2 separate regions of the Homo sapiens genome follow, and region 1 is linked to region 2. A link is an interaction called in ENCODE POLR2A ChIA-PET data of the cell type or tissue named here. Cell type or tissue: endothelial cell of umbilical vein. All regions are shown on one strand.

Region 1 (8,000 bases), 180 kb after region 2:
ATGGCTTACTAACAAATTAAGGTACATTGCTATTTAATTTGTACATGAGTATCATGTTTTTTGACCTTTAAAATAAGGTATAACCAAGAAATGAAAAATTTAGTTTGATGCCCATGTACAAATTAAATAAGAATTATCAAATTAAATAACAACGTACCATAATTTGTTGGTGTAAAAATTTCTTTAGTGTTTTTTCTAAAGTGGATTCATGATAGGAAAATATTTGTTAAATTAACAATGGACTAAGTTTGATTATTATTATTATTATTTTGAGATGGAGTCTCACTCTGTAGCCAGGCTCGAGTGCAGTGGCACAATCTCGGCTCACTGCAACCTCCGCCTCCCAGGTTCGTGCCATTATCCTGCCTCAGCCTCCCAAGTAGCTGGGACTACAGGCGTTGCCACCACGCCCAGCTCATTTTTTGTATTTTTAGTAGAGACGAGGTTTCACCGTGTTAGCCAGGATGGTCTCGATCTCCTGACCTCATGATCTGCCCGCCTCGGCCTCCCAAAGTGCTGGGATTACAGGCGTGAGCCACCGCACCCGGCCAATTATTTTTTAAGATTCCAAAATGCTGTCTAAAACAAAGAACAGCTTTATGTATACACTATGTAGGTACCTACATATCCACAGCTATGTATATGTATGTTTCCTTCACAGACTGATTCTGTTACTTTTTAGGTACAGAATTATCTGATTTTTAATCAGAAATTTGTAGCCTGATATAAAAGCAGTACCATTGCACGGAATCTTATCTAACAAATTTAATAATGAGCAGGAGAAGTATCTGGATGACTGTATAGTTTATTGTCTAAACCAGAACACTTGTGGAAAAAGAAATGATACACTATTTATAATCACTGCAGGACAACAGGTAGATACTGGGACTATCCTGAACAAACTGGGATATATAACTACATGCCTTTTTTGTAAAATCATCTACAAAATATTAAACATTTTAACAAGACACATGGGATATCTATATTTAGATATGGTTACTAAAAGAATATCTAAAACAATGAAGTGACTGTTACTAACCGGGGGATAATCAACAGAAATTCAGTGTGAAACATGTTAGGCTACAATTTTATTTTTCTAGGGATATACACATTCTATTAAAAGATTGTGTGGGATTTAAAAAAAATCACCATGGACTAAATCATAAAAAACTTTAAGCACAGAGGAACAGAATATATAAAATTAGTTTTATGTATCAATATTCATAGTCAACTGACTTTTTTGAAGAATCAGAGAAATAAGTCAATTTTTTCCTTTTTTATAATCGCCACGCATTATTGCCAGTGACATAGAGATTGACTCAGAGTTTAAAAGACAGAAACTTTTTCTACCAGAATATGACAAAAAGGCTGCCAAGAATTTCTAAAAGGTCAGCATTTTCTGGATCTCCAATTCAATACTAGACGTTTATGTATCTGTAATAATATTAATCTATAATGAAAAAGTAGACATTTATATATCTGCAATATTAATCTATAATAAAAAATTAGTTAGAATAAAAATTCCTGGAACTGATGTCTTACCATTTCCTCAATTCAGAATGTAATTTTAAGACAGAGCAAGTTTCACACTCCTCAGTAATGAAAACTCATCCAAATTATTTTTTATTCCATAAAAGAGATCATAAATTCATGTACAATTATGGAGCATTCTTATGTAAAACTCTTCTACCTGTAGACATCCAAGTGTTGTCATTTCAAAGTAAAAAAAGTTATTTATTTTCTTCTTGATTATAGTTAAAATAAGAGATAATCACTTACTATAACTGCAAAAGTCAGAGTGATGCTTATATGCCAATCCACATACTTTACTATAAATTATTACTTTCCAGTAAACCAAAGAAGCTATGTTTTTAAGTGACCTCCAATTTTATTCTTAAATAACAGCAAATTCCTATTAACAACATTGCAAATATTAAAATAACTTGCATTCTTTAAAATTACAACATAATAAACTGTGCTTAAAAGGAAAAAGAGTACCTTGTCAAAAGGTTTTCCAATAGCATTTTCTAAAGATAAATCTTCCACTTCAAGCGATGGGTTATGGCATTTTAGTTCCTTTAGACATGCATTTAAAATGTCCAGTATAGCAGTCTGTATAGCAAGCATGGTAGGTGTCATAGAAACATGGATTTCTACAACTTCAGGTTTGTGCTGTTCTAAAAATGAGTTTACTGCTACATGGAACCTAAAGAGACAAATATTTTTCAACAATTTTCTAGAGTTTCAGCAGCTATGTATTTCTGGTCTTGGTTTAACACCCCATTTTTATAAATGCTACAAACAACACGAAAAGCAAAACAACAAACAAATGAAAAGCAAAGCAACAACATTTTCAAAAACACTTTGAACCTCAATGAATAGAAGCAGTGTATTATTCAGATAAGGAAAGGGTCAGCAAACTACGGTCTGGGCCAAATCCTGTACCTGTTTCTATAGTCTCACTGGAATGCAGTCACACCATTACTTATGTAAGCAGTCTATACTTGTTTTTGGGCAATAACAGAGTTGAGTAATTGTGACAGTCTATATGGCCTGCAAAGCCCAAAATATTTACTACCTGGCCATTTACATGAAGAGTTTGTTGACTCCTAAAACAAGGTATAATCAAGAAAGTTAAAAATACTATAACTACTCTTTTTTTTTTTTTTTTTTTTTGAGATGGAGTTTCGCTCGTTGCCCAGGCTGGAGTGCAATGGTGCGATCTCAGCTCACTGCAACCTCTGCCTCCTGGGTTCAAGTGATTCTCCTGCCTCAGCCTCCCAAGTAGCTGGGACTACAGGCATGTGCCAACACGCCTGGCTAATTTTTGTATTTATAGTAGAGACAGGGTTTCACCATGTTGACCAGGCTGGTCTCGAACTCCTGACCTCAGGTGATCCGCCTGCCTTGGCCTCCCAAAGCGCTGGGATTACAGGCGTAAGCCACTGCACCCGGTGTACAACTACTCTCAAAATAACATATATTATAACCAAAATACATGGTAGCATAGGTTGCAAAAATGTTTGAAAACTGAAACCTTAATGTTATTCCTAGAAATTAATAAAACTTCTTCAAAACCTTTGTGCTTTATTTCCCTGTTGAGTAATTTTCAAAGCAGAAGTGGTAATGTTAGCCAATAAATCTGCTGTACACCTAAAGCTGTTGTATATGTGGGTCTCTAGATCCCTGGGAGTTTCCCTAAATGTGTAAGAAAGAATAAAGTGGCTGTCTTGGATGGATGTGATGGACCAGCAGAAAAGCAACCATCAAATTGCTCTCGACTTAAATAAAACCACAAACTTGGTGAATACATATTTATAGCTGGATGTGTTTGTTATAAAACTGACTAGGTTCTATCAAACAAAATTACAATGAATTTTACATTATATTACATCAAAGTGCAACTAAGTTACAGTAGATCTCACAAACAAAGATGACAAATAATGTCATCATTATTTGTCACATAATGTTCTTTACCTTGGCCACAGATACAGTTTCCTCACAAAAAGATTTCTCATCACTCTTTCCACATGACAAAAACCAGTATCAAAGGCAACAGCATTGTCTGTGAAAGCTTTAATAAAACCACGTTTGTTTTTCTGGCGAAAGAGGCGCAAGATGAATGCTTCTTGACAAGACTCGATTATTCTGTGGGCTCTATACACCAAGATGCCTGAGGGGGAGAAACATAATTTAAACTACAGAACAGGTAGGTAATTGCCATTCATTCATCACATTTTTCTTAAGTACTTACAAGAGAATGAATAAGCACCATTCTAGACTGGGCATATAGCCACGCACAGAACAGAGATAAATCCCTGTCCTCAAGGAATTGACTATAAACAATATAAATACGTAAAATATTTAGGATGCTACAAGTGCTGAGAAGAAAAAATGAATCAGAGAAGGAGGAGAGGGAGTATGTATGAGGGGTGGTCTCACCAAGGTGGTATCTGAATAAAGGCTGGATGGAGCCTTGTGACCATCTGGGCCAAGAGAGTTCCAGGCTGCCAGGCTGAGGGGACAGTGAGGGCACAGGCCCTGGGGTGGGGTGTTTCTGGCATGTCAGAGGAAGAATTTCTGAAAGCAAAGTAGGTCATGAATTTTTTTTTTTTAATGTATGAATCAGATGTGGACTATACAAAATAGCCACATTTTAGAAGTCTGGGCAACATCTACATTACCTATGAGATGAATTCAATTTTCAGAATCAGAAGATAGTCAATTCAGAGGTAAATTAGTCCATTTAAAACAAAAACCTTCAATCGACATACTTATACATGTCTTTGGGGGTGTACATGATTATAACACCTCAGCATCTCAAAAATAAGAACAATTATACATGCTTTGTTATTTATGAAATGAGACTACTGACCCAGATCTTTCATATATATTGTGTCATCTGATGCAGTGTGATTAGTGCTAAGTTAGGGAGAAACATGAGATGACATAAAGGCATACAGACATGCTTTCTAGATCAAAACCACAATTACTCCAAGACGAGTCTGTCTTTTAGACCTAAATCAAGCTGGTTACCTTATATATATTTGGCATAATGGTACTTGCATGCTTTTGATCCAGTTCTCATATCTGGAAGGGTATGGACAATAATACTAACAGTGATTTATGACCCTTCTAATAGTTCAATAAACTAAACTCAGATTTTACTATTTTAATGTTTAAGTTTTGGATAGAGGTGGATGGAGCTAAATTTACTCTAGCTCAGCAAATTATCTTCCAAATATAGTAAAAATTAATAATGTTATTTAGGAATTCATAGACAAAGGATTTTCAATAACCCCCCCAATACACGTACATAACTAATTTACTACTCAGAAAATATTCTGTACCTAATTGGTGGGTTTTCCCAAGGACTCTAAGAGGCCACATTTTGTTAGCCTGGATTGAAATATTACGTAGAGTCAAGAATAATAAAAATGAACTTCCAAAGAAAAGGAGAAACTCAATTTAAGAAAATGTTGCGCTCCAAAAAGTTGTCTTTATTTTGGTTGGAACCCAGGAGGAAGAAGAGAACTGATACTACATCCCAGGTAACTGGGTTAGGTGTTTCTATAGATTTTCATTTCATTTAATTGTTATGATAATTCCATGCAGTAGGTATCATGATGAGACCAAGGAAGGGAAGCAACTTAACCAAGGTCATCCAGCAAGCAAGTGGGAGGCCGAAGGTTCCAAATCATGTGTAAAATCATGTTATTCCTATTTAGTCACACCAACTCAAGACACTCCTTTTTCAAAAAATAAAAATAATAGAAGCAGGTTAGGTTTTTGGGAGGAGTTTTAGCTCCACAAAAGCCTACTTTAGTTTTTTTTGTTCCTATGACATTTTGTACCCATACTGTACTATAACTACTTCTTTACTTGTCTCCTCCATTAAACTGCCCGAGAACAGGAACATCGTAACACCAACAGGCAGAGATCACAGAGATCATAGAATGCTGACTATGTGCCATGCTACCAAGTATTTTACATATAAGCATTTCATTTCACCCTGACAATCCTAGGAGGAAGGTACTATCTTTATCACCAATGTACGGGTGAGTAAGCTGAGGCATAGAGAAATTAAGAAACTTGCCTAAAAATACACAGCTGGTGCAAGATGAAGATAACTCAAACCCAGAAGCAGTCTAACTCACGAGTTCACCATACTGTCCCATTCATCTGTCTATCTTCAGCACCCTTCCTGCCAAACAAGGGACCCTTAGTGAGTTAAATATTTGTTGAATGAATATAAAGTGGAGGCACAGCACTGGGTACACAAATCAAAAGTGTAACTGAAAAATACATATATATTTCCCAGAAAGTGTGTTCTTAGTTCTGTCTGGAGATGTCAGGGTCAGTTTTGGCAATGAAAGCATCCTCCTGTCCTGTTCTTTTCAAGGTACAACCTCACCAGATATTTATATAGTTCTCCCACGTGTTAGGAGTTCTGGTTAGCAGGGATTCCCAGGGTGGGGTGTGGTGGTAATAATGGGTGGTGACAGGTGAAGAAGTTGGGGCTGGGGGATTCAGCCTTTCCAGAGGGTTACCTGCACTTCACGCACTGCTCTTTGGTCAGTCCTGGGGGATGATCCCAGGGGATGAAAGAATTCAAAAGAATTCATTTTTGGCATTCATTTACATTCCACTCAGCCAAGCATCAGTAACAGCTCCAGCTTCATTATTCGGTGGGCTTTGATCAGAAAGGAGGAGGGAATTTGGCATTTTTCATTAGGAGCTACAGATAAGCCAGACTTCAACGTTGCATAAATTCACATTGCTCTCTGCCTAATTAGGTTGCACTGTAACTGAAAGTCACAGGATATTACTGACACCTAGTGGTAGTTTTAAACACAACAAAAAAATTTTTTTAAATCAATTTAAAAAATAAAGTAAAACCAAGCTTATAAGAAAGCAGCAAACAGTAAAAGACTGGTGTATCAAGATTTCTGGTTACAAAAGGCCAATTTTATTTGGTATGAATTACTAAGAGTTTGTTGTGTACCAGGCACTATACTAAGAAATTATTTTATTAACTTAATCCTTATAATAACTTCAGGAAGCACTGTTTTCTTAATGAGAAAACTGGGGTTAATGAAAATTAAGGAGTTTGCTTTGTAAGCAGGGTGTTAGCATTCAAAACCAGGTGAGCCTATGATACTGTTTATAACAATTATAAAAGTTATAAAAGAGTAACCAAACTTCTTCAGTCGGTTTACCATTGAAGCATTCATTGACACATTTATTTATCAAATTTTTCTTGAGGGTCATCTAGGTTCAGGGCAACATGACAGATACAGTGGGAATAAGATTATGAATTTCAGAGTCTCTCTGCCTCCAGAAGTTCACTAACGATCACAGTACTATATCCATCCATCATTCACCCAACAAATACGTCTTTAGTGCCTACCATGTACCAGTTATTTAGCCTGGGATGAACAACTTGTTCCTTGTGCTTCAGCTTATCTTGTGAGTGAGATAGACAAACACATAAATATAATGTAGTGTTGTGAGCACTATGACTGGGGAGAAATACAGGGTAATATGAGGGCACAGAGGCACAGCCCCTACATTAGCTTTGGGGACATCAGAAAAGGTTTTGAAAGGATAATGAAAATGAATTTCTTTTCTATTTAATTCTAGCTAAAATAATTTTTCCTCAAAATAAGCAAGCAACTACTTGATTTAATTTCAAATAATGCCAAAAAAATCTTAAGGAGGAAAACTAAATATTTTAGGAAATATACAAAGATTATTTATAAACATTTCAAATCTGATTAAGTTCTAAAAGCAAATGCTAACGAATTGCAAGTATTTACTGAATAAGAGCTTAGAAAACAATGAAAAGTTAATCTAACATTTAGTTACTTATTCAGGTCACAGATATTTACTGAGCATCTACAATGTGTCAGGTATCATGCTGAAAGTTGGAAGCATAATGTTGAACAAAAGGATCCAGTAGTGCCCACTAGAAGGTTCTAGTAGAGCGTTCAGCAGAGGAGACAGACAAAAATAAAAATGTAGAAAATACCCTCTCCGGTCCGTGCCTCCAAGATGACAAAGAAAAGAAAGGACAACGGTCATGCCAAAAAGGGCTGCGGCCATGTGCAGCCTATTTGCTGCACGAACTGTGCCTGATGTGTGCCCAAGGATAAAGCCATTAAGAAATTCGTCATTCAAAACACAGTGGAGGCCACAGCAGTCAGGGACATTTCTGAAGCGAGCATCTTCGACGCCTATGTGCTTCCCAAGATGTATGTGAAGCTAAATTACTGTGTGAGTTGTGCAATTCACAACAAAGTAGTCAGGAATCGATCTTGTGAAGCCTGCAAGGACCGAACACCCCCACCCAGATTTAGACCTGTGGGTGCTGCCCCACGACCCCTACCAAAGGTGATGTAGGGAGCTGAGTCCTTCAAGACTGAAGACAGACTATTCTCTGGAGAAAAATAAAATGGAAATTGTACTTAAAAAAAAAAAAGTACAAATTTACATACTAA
Region 2 (8,000 bases):
CAAGTGCAAACGGCCCCCAAGGCAAAAATATCCCTGGTGTGCTCAACACACCAAGCAGGCCAGTGCCTGGAGCAGAAACAGCAAACTCAGCTAGAGGTCAGGTCACACAGGCCTGGACAGATAGAAATGAAAACATCAGACTTCTATGTGAAGAACAGACTGTGGTGGAATAAGAGAAGAAGCAGGGAAACCTGGCTCTCACCTGGAAGACACTGCTTCCTTTGCAGCCCTTTTAAGTGGTGGTGATTTTTGCCTCTCACAATCCTCCTGCTTTACTAGGCTTGGAGGCGAGCCAGCTCATCACTGTTGTTTCCAAACCACTCTTCCTGCCAGCTCTCTGGAGCCCTCAGCTTTGAATTTCCTACCTTTGAACCCCGTCATCCACTCTTCCTCAGCCACTCACCTCATGATCATTCCCTAAACCAGGAACACTCCGTGATCTCCCCAGTTTCACGCACCTACCTCTGACCACTGCCTCCTAGCTATCTCTCAAATTCTGGATCCAACAATCCGTTAATCCCACCGGGGTCTCCACACCACTGATCCTGCCACCTTTTTCCTTTCCTACCTCCCTTGATATGGGCTCTTACTCTTTCTGCTTCAGGGTCACTCATTTAAACCCCATTGTTTCTTTATACCTGTTCGGCAGAGCTTCAGCACTGATTAAATCCCACTCTGCCCCTACTCCACACTGCCCTTGAACAGTGAAGAACTGATGGGGTGGGAGGACACAAATCAGTGAAGCAATGCCCTTGAGAGATCAGGGGGGATGGTACCCAGTAAGAAGGAGCGCCCTGGACGGGAGCTCAGAGCGCCCAGCCACCGTATGGAGGGACAGCTGAGCACAAGCACACACCCAGGTGGGTGTGGCAGTGGAGTCTGCAGATGTTCTCTTCTCATTCCTTCTGTGTTTTCAGCATTTGGAAGCAAAGCCATCAATTGAGGGTGAAAGGTAGAAAGAGGCGCCAGAGGACCGAGAAAAAGGGGGAACCAGGGAGTGAACGATGAATGGACACAACACCTCTCTGAGGCTTCAGCACCTCCCTCTTCCAGGTTAGTCAGCCCCTCCCTCTTGTTTGCCTCTTCATATAGGTTAGAAGCTGGCAGTGGGTGGTAGAGGGGATAGAGCCACTTCAGCAATACCAATACCCAACTCTCAGTTTGCCCATGCAGGTCCTTGAAGCCAAGCACCAAGCACATCCAGAAAACTGAAATGAGTCCACCAAATTCACGTTAAGCAACTTCAACTGGATTCTCAATGTTTCTGAAGTTCTTTATTCACCTCTAGTGAATGTTCACCTCAATGTCCACAGCAAGTGGGGATTTTCTACCTCCTTCAGGACCCAGCACCACCCCCTCATCACTGAGCAGATGAGCTTGGCTTCTATTTTATTAAGGGCAAAGGCCACTTGATGTGAGCAAGCTTCTTAAAACTTCCTTCTCTCTGACTCAAAATCTCTGCATGTTTAACATCTACTTGTCTTTCCCTGCTGCCTCCCAAATGTTATTTTCTTCTTTCCAGGGTTAACCCCACCTCTCCCTCTACCACCTGCACCTCCAATCTGCAGAACTTTATTCAGTTATCCTATCTCTTTTTACCTCTCAATTTCTTAAATTTATAGGCTAAGGTATTTAGGGGAAAGAAACAAAGGAAGTTACAGAAGTAGGAAAAAACATGGAATGCTCATATAAACAGCAAAAAATCGGTATTGTTACACTGCAGGGTGTGTTAGAAAGAGAAAACAAAGTTAGATGGATAGGGTGGGATCAGATTACAGAGGATCTTAAAAACCACAGAGCAGGTTGATGATTTCTGAGCAAGAAAATGCTCATGATGGAAGTACTGTTTAAGGGAGACGAGATTCAGAGCATGAGATGGGACGGGACAGGATGGGAAAGGAGGGATTCACGCTGGGAATAGGGGCAAGTTTGGGGCCTTGGGGCAGAGAAAGGGTGGAAGGCAAGAGGATGATGTAGTCATCCTGACAAATATAACTAAAGCCTGGTCTCACGTGGAGCAGCGAGGAGGAGAAAGGAAAAAGACAAGACATTTCCTAGAGAAAAAATGGACAGAACCTGGTGACTGATGGCATGCTGTGGATGAGTTTCAAGCCGAAATTCCAGGAGAGGGTGGTGTGGCTGCTGCAAAATGGAAGGCATGGCACTGTACTGGTAGAGAGCCTGGAATCACAGCACTTTGAAGCTTAAAGGGGCCAGGACCTCTGAGGTTATGGGATTCAGCTCCCCCAGTTTATAAATGAGGAAGTGGAGGCCCAAAGACATGAAGAGATTTGTCTAATGTCACAAAACTAGTTGCTGACAAAGCTGGCACTAGAACCCTACCTCCCTGACTGCCTTCAGAGCTCCTTCACTACTCCACCGCCTCTTATAGGATCCATTCTCAGTTTCCTATTTGCCCACCCTGACCCAAGGCCTAAACTCGCACTGTCAAAAACTCTACCAGGGAACCAGCCATGTGGTTTTGGCCTCTGCACATATCTGGTCCAGGAGGATTAGCTCTCAGCCACCAGGGCTTCAAGGCTGCTGGTCTGGCTTTACCCCAGGACTTTCCTGAAGATAAGCTTGCCTTGCCCCTTCATAGGGAGCCCAGCTCAGACTTTGAGACTTCTCCAGACACTGTTTTGATGTTTCTAGTAAGTCCATATTTCAAGGTAGTAGAGTAAATAAGACACAAGCTCTACTCTAAGGATCATTAAAATGATTTTGAGATTAAAGGGCAAACCATATTGACCCTTATGGTTTCCTTTTTCCTCTCCTTTTCTGACTCAGGAACAGAATTTAAGATGCTGTTTGGCTGATTTGTGATGAAAATCTTGAGCCATGTGTATGGTTCCCTGGCAAACACTGGAATTTGTATTTGATATTCTTTATACTGTCAGCTCATAGTACTCTACTGACAACAAGAAGTACTCTATAATTTTTAGCAGGGCCTCTACATTTCTTTACAGGCAACATTCATGAATAAAACAGGAGTTTCTAGATAATTTCCTACTGACTTCAGAACTTTGAAAGAAGTTTACAAAAACATAGCTTCCACGGTTCTTATGGTAACCAGGGACAATTACTTATACTAAATAAAAATGGACAACTTGGTGATCTCATCTTCTCCATCGGTGTCAACAAGGACTTTAACAAGGTACCACGGACTTTGGCAAGCTGTCCATATTAAAATAGCTATTTAGAGTGGACAGTACTGAACTATTTGAACGTATTAAGTACCAGTATCTGCAGTGATGACAATTCTGCAATTAAAATGTACCCAATTCAGGTATCAAACCTCACCTTTTGGTTTATGTTTTCTTCTTGATATCCTCATACTATTCATTTTGAAATTAAATTTTTTTTTTAACCACACACTTCAAGCATCTCAGAAACTTAAACTGAGTACATCCGTTTGCTTAGTGGCTTCGAGACATTCTCTTTTGTGACTAAGTGGCAGGTGCTGTTCAGTTTATTTTTATGCGTGTAAACTAAGCCCTTGAACTTAGAGTGAGGAAAAGCATTCAGCTTAAACTTTAGAAAGGAAGGAACTACACAACAGCTTCCTTGGGAACAGCCTGCTTTTTCAGCTTCCTGTATAAAAATAATACCATATTTTTATAGAAATTGCTAAGAAACAATGAAGAAATTATATTTAAGCCTTTGGACAGGTAAGCCTTAAATCCTTTAAAGATCAATTTCTTCTAATAATTTTGCTACTTAAATCAAGCCAGGAATAGAAAAAATGACAAATAAAATAGAAATGGGTACAAAGTTTAAAATGGATTATACAATTTTCGAATTACTACAGAGGGGTGCACATATGCTTCCAGTAAATAACAGACATTAACACTTCTGGCCTTAAAAGTCCCAAATATCAAGCTACTGTATTCGGCAGGGGAGACGATGGGGGAAAGGTTTTCTTTGTTGGTGAAGTTGCTGCTATCATCATGAAATCATTTTGATTAAAACATATGAACACACACATAATAAGTTCACCAATAACTACAGCTTTTCAGAATGTAACTCTAATAATTATTTTCTATTCTGAGAAATAACTGAGTATTCTCTTTAAAAATAAAAATAAAATGCATCCAGAATCTCCAATCCAAGGGGAGAGAGAAGTAACCTCCTGGGGTAGGAGTCTTAAATGTTACTTTCCAAATTTCTACAAAGTGGCCAAGTTCCCCCGCAGTTAGCTTACTTGACCATCTCTCACATATTGACTTTAACAGCTAACATGTACACAGCCAGACAGATGATTATGTTGTCCATTGGCTCTAAATTCTCTCCCTGCATAATTCAGTATGTTACCACTATGCATTTAGAAATGTTCTATCAAGGGTTGTTAAATGAACTTAAGCTTATGATGAAACTCAACCTCATGTCCTCACAGTGTTCTTTCCTGAACGCTAGAAGTTCATCTTATTCAAATATTCAAGATTCACATGTGGTAGAGGACTCCATATATACTTGTTCTGTCTAAGAAAGAGCAATAGAGACATGCAAAACTGTAAATAATTCCATTTCCTGAATGTTCTTTAACCCACCCCAATACTACTCCTTCACAGCATCTAGCATCGGGCCCAGCAGTTCTTTCAGATCCAGGGCTCCCAGAAGCATGTGACCCTGGTCTAAAGACTGAAGCCAGGTAGAAATTATTAGCTCAATTTACTCTAAGCACCAACCCTGGAAGAACCACAGTCCACTGCTGTGGCCTGGACCCACTGCAGAAAAGGGGTCCCTGGTAGAGACGCAGTGATAGGAATAGAAGGCAGGGGTGGCCAATATCTGAAACGAAAGTTCAGGTCTCCCTGTCCTTACCTGGGACTAGACACTTGGAGAAGACGATAAAGTGGTGTTAGACCAAAGGCAGGCATGTCTTCTACAGATCCCAACAACACCTACTGTGCCCTCTTCCTTGGTGTACCTCACACTGGGTATGCTGACCCTGTATCCTCCTCTCCAGCAACTGTTCCCCATGTGCATTACATTTATCTGTTTATCTTTATCTTTCCATCTGTCCATAAGCCTAAAGCTCACGGAGGTGGAGGAGCTCATCTTTTCACCTATGCATCTATCCCTAGTTTCTAACACAGTAGCTGGCACAGGGCAGTCATGCAGAATTGGTTCTTGAACTATTTGTTGGAGAGTGTCCTAGAGACCAAAATGAAGTCTGTCATCTAGTACATTCACCCCTCTTCCCCAACTGTGCTCACCATTTATTCTATGCCTAGTGTTCTTAAACCTTGTATCTGGTCCAAAACTATTGTCTGGAAATAATATGATAAACCCCTTCGTGCTAAAATGAAAATGACAGATGTGTGGTTGGCTACTCCTGGTGGTCCTGCAAAATGATGGAATTTCAATTCCATGGGAGAGAGATTCTAGGCGTGAATGGGAGAGAGATTCTAGGCGTGAGCCCCAGAATCACACCACAGAGGCAACTGCTTCTCTCTTACGGCCAGCAGGTCCACCACACAGAAAAGACTTTTTCCTCCGTTTTTGTTTTTTTGTTTGAGACAGAGTCTTGCTCTGTCACCCAGGATGGAGTGCAGTGGCACGGTCTCGGCTCACTGTAATCTCCACCTCTCAGGTTCAAGTGATTCTGCTGCTTCAGCCGCACGAGTAGCTGAGATTACTGGCATGTGCCACCATACCCAGCTAAGCTCTTTTCTATTAAATTTTTTTTCTGAGTTTTCAACTCTTTTGGTTTTAACTGCCATTTCTATGTTCTGTTTCTCTCTGGTAACCTACGCCTAGACCTCCTGGAAAACAGTAAATGGGCCACACAAGCAATACTACTACTGTGATATACTGAAAACCTGTATGCAGCCATTTAGCACACTTGAACATACAATTTTACTCTTATTTTCTATTTGTCCATTTTCATTCTCAACTAAGTTGGAAGCTGCCTAGGGATAGGAGCGATGTATAATTCCCCTCACTGAGTCCCAGCCCAATGCTGACCTCATACTAGGTATTCAATAGGGTACTACAAACAAGATTTGTCATCCAGCAAGCATGGGAAATGTTTTAAAAACATGATACCCTCACTCTTACAAAAGCCTTCAAAATTACCAGAAGATAATATTGTTACTGCCAAAAAGCAATTCATGTTTACTTAGAGCTTACTAAATGTCAAACTTTGAGCTCTACCCTTTACAGAGAGTCTCCCATTTAATCCTCACAGCAACCCCATGAGGTTTGGAGAGGCTAAATAACTCACTCACATAGTTACAGTCAAGTGGCGTAGCTGATTCAGTCTACACTCGATCAGCCCATGAATTCAAAAATTTAAGATCCCCCAAATATTTCTTAACAGTATAGGTAAGAAGTATAGTGATTTGAAAGAACTGATTTAAAGTAACTCCTCACCTCTCAGCCCTTACCTATGCAGTTTCCCTTGTAGGAACACCACCTTCGTCCCACCTCTCTACTGGCAAATTGCTACACATCCTTAAAGTCACGGCAAGCACTCCCCAACTCCCCTCAGCAGCACTCCCACTGCACCTGGCACTCACTGCCATTCTATCTACCTCCTGCTCTAGTCCATGTGTCTGTTTATTATTTACCAGGAGAATCTGAGCTCCATGGGGTTGAGAACCTTGCCTTTTCACCTCCATTCCCAGGTTTCTAGCACAGTACCTACCACACACACAAGTGTACAGTAAATATCTGTTCTTGAAATCATTATTGTGGTAGCATTAAGAGACTTAGTTTGCAACATCTATCTTTCACAGCAGATCTGTATCACAATCTACACCATAACTTTCAACAATTCATATTTGTTTCCATAGCAACTAGGGAAAGTGCTCCTTATAATACTAGGAAAGGCAAGCTCTACCTTAAGGTTCAACCCACTGAAATACTTCACAATCACTTGCTTTTTGTTCTTAGTGTGAAGAGACAGAATGACAGCATTTTAACTTTACGTCTTTAAGAACACCTTAACTTTAATAATGACAGTAAAGCTTATTTTTTCATAAGTACTAGAGTTTTCATTGACAAAAGGACAGCATCTTATTAATTCACAAATCTAAAATACCCTTAAGAGTCCAGGTGCTGTGGCTCACACCTGTAATCCCAGCACTTTGGGAGGCTGAGGTGAGAGGATCACTTAAGGCCAGGAGTTTGAGACCAGCCTGGGCAACACAGTGAGACCCTATCTTTACAAAAAATTTTAAAAATTAGCTGGGTACGGTAGCACGTGCCTATAGTTCCAGCTACTCGGGAGGCTGAGGCAGGAGGATTACTTGAGCACAGGAGTTTAAGGCTGCAGTGAGCCATGGTTATGCCACCGCACTGATGCCTGGGCAACAGAGCGAGACCCTGTCTCAAAAAAAAAAAAATCATAAGAGAAGGATACATCTAATCAGGGCATAGCTATACAAAGTGCAACTTTTCTTTTTTTAAAGTAAACATCATTCCTTTCTGATGACCTTTTATAAAAGATGTCATCAACAATTTAGGAAAGAGACAAAGGAGAAACTTCTCTGGTCTAATTTAAAAGACAGCAATGAGGTACAAGGGGTAGTATGAGAACTTCCCAAGGCCTCTATCAGCTCAGTTATTTTCACTCAAAGGAAAGAAATAATGGGTTCCATTTTTCATTCTTAATTAGAATGCTCACTTTCTGAGAGTTTACTGACTTCTATAACACTAAATTTTCCATTAGTTCTGGGCATCAGTTCACTTACTTTTTTTTAAACAGATGGCCTCGTACTTTCATCCACTCCCTCCACTCCTAATTATCAGACCAAGAAAGGGGCACTGATGGCATCCTGACAGCCCTAAGTTCTAACAAGGATAACGAAGCAGAAATGTCAATACGCTTCAGTGCCATGTGTCCTCTAACTACTCAGCTACAATGTCTTCAACATGGCAGGCCAACAAAATGTAGATATGATCAATCAAACATCCGAATTGGGAGGGCTATCCAATGAATGGAATAGCTATTCCGTGAAAATGGACTGCGGTGCCTACATCCCTGCATTAAG

Evidence for each region. ChIA-PET counts read pairs that join two places held together with the same protein. Peaks named below come from ENCODE experiments on the same cell type or tissue, not always from the same donor. Only the 100,000 strongest peaks of a DNase experiment are listed, where the experiment ranks them.
Region 1: POLR2A ChIA-PET joins it to region 2 with 5 read pairs; 5 of 35 experiments call an interaction of 5 or more read pairs at or near these places.

What each region holds. Positions count from the first base shown.
Region 1 is chr16:13,922,234-13,930,233 of GRCh38, reverse strand. ERCC4 (ERCC excision repair 4, endonuclease catalytic subunit) reads right to left here. Exons shown (of 11, transcript NM_005236.3): 3 at 3,478-3,673; 4 at 1,999-2,206. It overlaps LOC105371093 (a long non-coding RNA gene), which reads left to right and starts at 3,628. Exons shown (of 4, transcript XR_007065000.1): 1 at 3,628-3,709. It also overlaps the pseudogene RPS26P52. In endothelial cell of umbilical vein, a CTCF peak has its summit at 6,324 (motif pointing left); a DNase peak (open chromatin) is centred at 6,303.
Region 2 is chr16:14,104,755-14,112,754 of GRCh38, reverse strand. All of the region lies in intron 2 of MRTFB (myocardin related transcription factor B), which reads right to left. Among named protein-coding and RNA genes, the nearest start is that of MRTFB, 37 kb to the right of the region's middle. In endothelial cell of umbilical vein, no CTCF peak of the experiment used is centred here; DNase peaks (open chromatin) are centred at 204 and 3,484.